Linked DNA regions of Homo sapiens: region 2 is linked to region 1. The links are chromatin loops, found by intact Hi-C in ENCODE. Cell type or tissue: mammary epithelial cell. All regions are shown on one strand. Each heading gives the region's core, and the rest is flanking DNA. Links, peaks and the distances in the headings are about the cores only. Region 1 has its middle 14 kb from the start of NFKBIZ. Region 2 has its middle 240 kb from the start of ZPLD1.

Region 1 (2,919 bases), core at 113-2,612:
TTTTAAAAAAGGAAATATTAATCTTACTCATTTTTTAAGAGAAATAATGATAACAGAAATTATTATAAATCCTCTTTCCTGGTGTAGTAAGTTTTAAGTTAAGGCTGCCCAAAGATATGTCCACATCCTAATCCTCAGAACCTGTGAATGTGACCTCATTTGGAAAAAAAGTCTTTGTACAATTTAGAATACTGAGGCCGGGCGTGGTGGCTCATGCCTATAATCCCAGAACTTTGGGAGGCCGAGGCAGACAGATCACTTGAGGTCAGGAGTTCGAGACCGTCATGGCCAAAATGATGAAACCTCGTCTTTACTAAAAATACAAAAATTAGCTGGACATGGTGGAGCACGCTTGTAATCCCAGCAACTTGGGAGGCTGAGGCAGGAGGATTGCTTGAACCTGGGAGGCAGAGGTTGCAGTGAACTGAGATCGTGCCACTGTACTCCAGCCTCGGTGACAGAGTTAGACTCCGTCTCAAAAAAAAAAAAAAAAAAAAAAGGTCAGGTGCCGTGGCTTACACCTGTAATCCCAGCACTTTGGGAGGCCAAAGTGGGCGGATAATCTGAGGCCAGGAGTTCGAGACCAGCCTGACCAACATGGTGAAACCCCGTCCCTATTAAAAATACAAAATTAGCCAGGTGTGTAGCCAGGTGTGGTGGTGCATGCCTGTAATCCCAGCTACTCGGGAGGCTACTTGAATCCAGGAGGTGGAGGTTGTAGTGAGCCAAGATGGCACCATTGCACACTCCCCCTCAAAAATAAATAAATAAATAAAATTGAGATGAGGTCATCCTGGATTACTCAGGTGGCCCCTAAATTCAGTGGTAAGAGTCCTTGTAAGAGATATACAGAGAGGAGGCACAGGGAGGAGAAGGCCATGTGGAGATGGAGCAGACACTGGAGTTATATTGCCACAAGGCAGGGAACACCTGGAGTCACTAGAAGCTGGAATAGAAGGCATGAATTCCACCTAGAGCCTTTGGAGGGCACATGGTTCTGCCAACACCTTGGTTTCAGAATTCTGGCCTCCAGAACTATGACAAAATGAATTTCTCCGAGTTAAGCCACCAAGTTTGTGGTTATTTGTTAGACAGTCCTAGGAAACTAATATACTTGAGAAACTTAAACACCAGAATCACCTTAGAAAAGTGATTTCTGAAAGCAGGAAAAAAAAATAAGGTGACTCATGATTGTATCTTCAAAGCTAGTTTCTATACCATAGGATCCAACGTGCCTGGCACACTGCACATCTTCATCAGTTGCCACTTCATCCCCATACGCATTCCAGAAACCCATTCTGTTACCACCATATGGCTACTGCCCAACCACAGCTACTCTCCAAAGTCTGCATTTCCTAATTAATTTAGACTAAAACTGCATTAGAATCACCACATATAATCTGCCAGAAGCCCTGAAAATCCTGGAGATTCTGATTCAGGAAACCTGGGGTGGGGCCTAAGTATTTGCATGTTTAACAAGCTTCACATAAGATACTAATGTCGACCAAAGACTGAAACTTTGAACCTAGGGCACTCAGCAGCTGCACTATCTCACCCCCAAACCCTCTTGAGCTGACAGGCAAGGGGAATGGTGTGATGGAGAGAGCAGGGACAACAGGCCAGAGGACAAGGAGTACAAAGGAAAAAGCAAGACACATTTTGAGAGGAATCTACAATCAGCTGGGCGTGATGGCTCATGCCTGTAATCCCAGCACTTTGGGAGGCTGAGGTGGGCAGATCAGTTGAGACCAGAAGTTCGAGACCAGCCTGGCCAACATGGTGAAACCCCATCTCTATTAAAAATACAAAAACATTAGCCAGGTGTGGTGGTGCGTGCCTGTAATTTCAGCTACTCAGGAGGCTGAGGCACAAGAATTGCTTGAACCTGGGAGGTGGAGGCCGCAGTGGGCCAAGATCTTGCCACTGACTCCAGCCTGGGCGACAGAGCGAGACTCCGTCTCAAAAAAAACAAACACACACACAAACAAAAACAACCAATCTTACCCCTCCTAGAAATGTGCCACCCATGCAATGTTTCTGGGTCTGCACAGACTCCAAAGGCTTGAAGCATAAAAGTACTGGATTAAGTCATAAACTGTATGTAGATAATAAAAATATTTATACACTGAAGAATAAAATATGCCAAGAAAAAAAATTTTTACAAAGTGTTGAAATTAAATTCAACTTAGGAACTATTTATTGAATGTCTACAATGTGTCAGATACTGTGCTAGGTGCAGGGCCTCTGATGACTAATAAGGCAGTGTCTCCCCTTCTCTCAAGGATTAATCCAGGGCACCAGCAGGTATAGCCAAAACCTAGTAGCATGGTTACAAGTAATCTCAAACCTTGTACCCAGGCCTGATCTCAGAGGAACCATCACAAACTTAGCCAGTGACTGAAGCTGATTTCTCTCTGAGGTCGTATTCAATACAGAACAACTGAGGTTATCAGAAAATGGAAGTTAGTGGTCGTATGTTTAAGTTGACATTTGTTAAAAGTCAGAGACATTTGAGGAAATTTTCCTGTCCTGATTAAGTAAAAATATAGAAAGGATATTAAATGTTACTGATTTGACTAACAAATTGAGCTGGAAGATTTGGTCTCTGACTCTTGTAGGGATTCCTTAGTCAATATCAAACTACAGCACTAACAGTCCTTTGCAAAGACAGACTGCCTGATTTTTTTCCTTAATGAGTCCAACTATGCCCATGCCCATTTTCATTAACATATCATCCATGTCACTGTGAAATCATGTGGCAGAATTAAATTCAGAACCATGATAGCCAATAATTCATTAGTAATTAATAGTATAACTCTGGCTCAAAACATCACCTCCCCCAACAAAACCAGTGACTCTAACCAGGATTGGCATATATTCGTTCATTCAACCAATATTTTATGAACTATTTCCATGTGC
Region 2 (2,919 bases), core at 105-2,604, 330 kb before region 1:
CACTGACTCGTTAAACTCAACATGCCCAAAGCAGAATTTCTTATCTCTTCTTCCTTCTCAAATATGAGGATCGTCTTTCTTTCAGCTTGGAGGCAGCAATCGTCACAGTGCCCTCTTGCCTCTTCACCGTAGTAACATCAATAACCACAGAGTTGACATTTATGGAACTCAAATGCTATGTTAAGACTTTACAGACATTTTTTAATTTTCTCAAGAAATCTATGAGGTAAGTACTATCATCACCCTTACTTTACAACAAGGAAATTAAAGCTTAGGAAGGTGAAGAAACTTGCTCAGGGACACCCAGCAAATAAGTGACAGATCTAAATGTCAGACATAAAAATGTGTCTCCATAGCCCAGAGATCACACTCCTAGCCCCACACACTCTCATAAAAAGACTCACTAAGTCTGGAATTGTGAAAAATGAATGTTTACAAATGTGAGAAAATAAAATAAAATTCAAAATGTAAAAATTGATTAAGATGAAAACATATGTTGTTTATTCAAATGTAAGTGTCCACCTGGATCAACCTGGCTGGCTCAGCTTGGCAGTCAGTTCTGGTTTCTTCTTGCCACAATCTTGTCTATTTTGAATGCTAGACTACATTGAGCAGACCCTTTGTCCAAGGGAGACCTGGCTTCCAGATCCTGTAGGATCTTCAGCTTCTTCCAAATGCTGCTTATTAGAATTAACCTCACATCTTTGAGCTAGTAGACTCCCCTTTTGGTCTGAATTGACCCTCTGAGCCCAGCCACATTCCCTGCAATAAGAAAAGCACTTCCCTAACTTAAAACCAAGCTTCAGACCTCTCTGAAACTACTTGCTCCTCTTCCTCTCTCTAAATGACTCAACTGGAAGTTCTGACATTTCCATAACACATTCTTCTATGTGTGATTTGGTACTGAATGATATGTTACACTAAGTGATTCCCAAGGCTGGTGCGACCCCTTAGTAAAGACCAACATTACCCATTTCCCATAACCCAGGCTGTTGTCATGGCCTGTCTAGTGGTTCTGTGGCCCAGATTTCATCATCCTTGGAGCCAATCTGGATTTGTCAACTCCCACCCAATCCCCACCCCATTCTTGCCCCCATCCCCAAGGCCTAGAAGACTTTTTAATGATTCCTTCAGTTTTTTAAGACACTGTCCCTCCACCGAACTTTCCTAGGATATATTCTTGTTCTCAACTCATTTGCAGGGCAGTGATCTGTATAGTTTGTTTTGTTTATACAAACATTTATTGAATACCAGCTATTATGCCAACCACTGTGCTTTGAGATTGTGCTAAAGTTAAACAATGAGAAATAATCCCTGAATTCAAGGAAATGCTAGTCCATGTGGAGAACCAATAAGCACACAAATTATACAAGGCAGTGAACCAAATGCTCAGTCAAGTCTGAGAATGGAGCCTCCAAGCTGAAATATTAGTCTTTAGAGCAGAGGTCCTGTGGGCACTATACCTTTAAGGTTCCTAAGGACAGGAAATGAATCTTGTTTATTATTCTACCTCAACCTCTAGCAAGTACTTCAGTACACAGAGCCAGTGCTCAATAAATAGTTGTTAAATGAATAATTGCACCTCCTTACAAATTCCAGGTGATCTGAGTTACATTACGCAGGTTTCACAGAGCCAGACCAGGTAAATGAGAATACTCTTAAATTGTATCCCAGCAGTGCGGTTCATGAGAAAGAATTCTAATGTTGGGCTGGCCCTGAAATCAGTGAAAATGTGCTTTCTCCTAGCAGCCCCCATCTGCCGACACAACTTATCTCTACTGAATATATCTTACACATCCTCAAGTTCAGCTGGATACTTGAGCCTGCAGTCTTTTGCAACCTGTTTGAAAACTTCCAGAAGCAGAAGACTTACTCTCCATGAGGCTCAGTGCAGCTCAGACAACCAAGAACTCTTTCTTTTTGATGAGATAACATGTGTCTTCCTGAAATCTCCACACATTTGCCCTAGGTTTGGCCCCTGAAAACACAAAGAACAAATATGATACTTCTTCCAAAGAATAGCTCCTCCTCAGATACATGGAGGTTGAAGCTCACTGAACCTTCTCTTGGGCTGCCTAAAACTGTCCTCAATGTTACCAATTATCCTGCACTTTCTGAGTTCCCTCATAGCCTTGACTAGTCTCCATTAAACACACTCTTAATTTCTTATATCTTTTTTTGAGTTTAGTAACCACTATAGAAGAATAGAATATACTACTCCAAGTACCACCTGATATCAACATAAACAAGTGCTATTACCTTCTCTATTCTAGATATTATATCTAAATTAACATGGCCTACAATCATATTAAATTTTTATCCCAATCATAGCACATTGCTGATTTATGTTGTGTTTACTGTCGAACAAATTTTCACGTAAGATATTGCCAAGTTGTTTCTCTTCATCTGGGACATTGTATAGTTGATTTTTGACCTAAGGGTGGGGTTTTTCATTTTTTCCCCATTACATTTTATCATGGTAGATTCAACTTATAATTCTAGTAGATCTCTTTAAGGTCCTAAGTCTGTCATTCAACAACTTCAATATTTTTCCCAGTTTAAGCTAATTCATTTATTAATTTAAAATGGGTAATTTATTGAGTACTTCCTGGGGGCTGGACATTGTTCTAAGCACTGGGGATTCAACAGTGAACAAGACAGACAAAGCGCCTGTTTATGTGGAAATCACAAGTGTTAGGGTACAGGTAAGAGAAGGGCTGGGAAAGGGGGCATTGTGAGGTGAGGAATGCCCTCATGAGATGAGCATGCCTTCTATATGTTAGATATTTAATAAGAATTAACCTGATCTCTCTCTCCAAGTTGACAAAAACACTCTGGATATGCTCTCCTGACCAGTTACACTTCTCAGTTGTCTACAGGAATGCCCACTGAGAACCTGGCATCAACAATCTGTTGCAT

What was found. Hi-C counts contacts between places; a loop is a spot of excess contacts. Peaks named below come from ENCODE experiments on the same cell type or tissue, not always from the same donor. Only the 100,000 strongest peaks of a DNase experiment are listed, where the experiment ranks them.
Region 2: it touches region 1 in a loop (9-fold over the local background); 5 of 110 quality-filtered maps call a loop at or near these places.

Annotation. Positions count from the first base shown.
Region 1 is chr3:101,862,417-101,865,335 of GRCh38, reverse strand. No RefSeq gene overlaps it. Among named protein-coding and RNA genes, the nearest start is that of NFKBIZ, 14 kb to the right of the region's middle. In mammary epithelial cell, for the core only: no CTCF peak of the experiment used is centred there; DNase peaks (open chromatin) are centred at 1,405 and 2,335.
Region 2 is chr3:102,191,403-102,194,321 of GRCh38, reverse strand. No RefSeq gene overlaps it. Among named protein-coding and RNA genes, the nearest start is that of ZPLD1, 240 kb to the left of the region's middle. In mammary epithelial cell, for the core only: no CTCF peak of the experiment used is centred there; a DNase peak (open chromatin) is centred at 1,591; H3K27ac peaks cover 2,500 bases.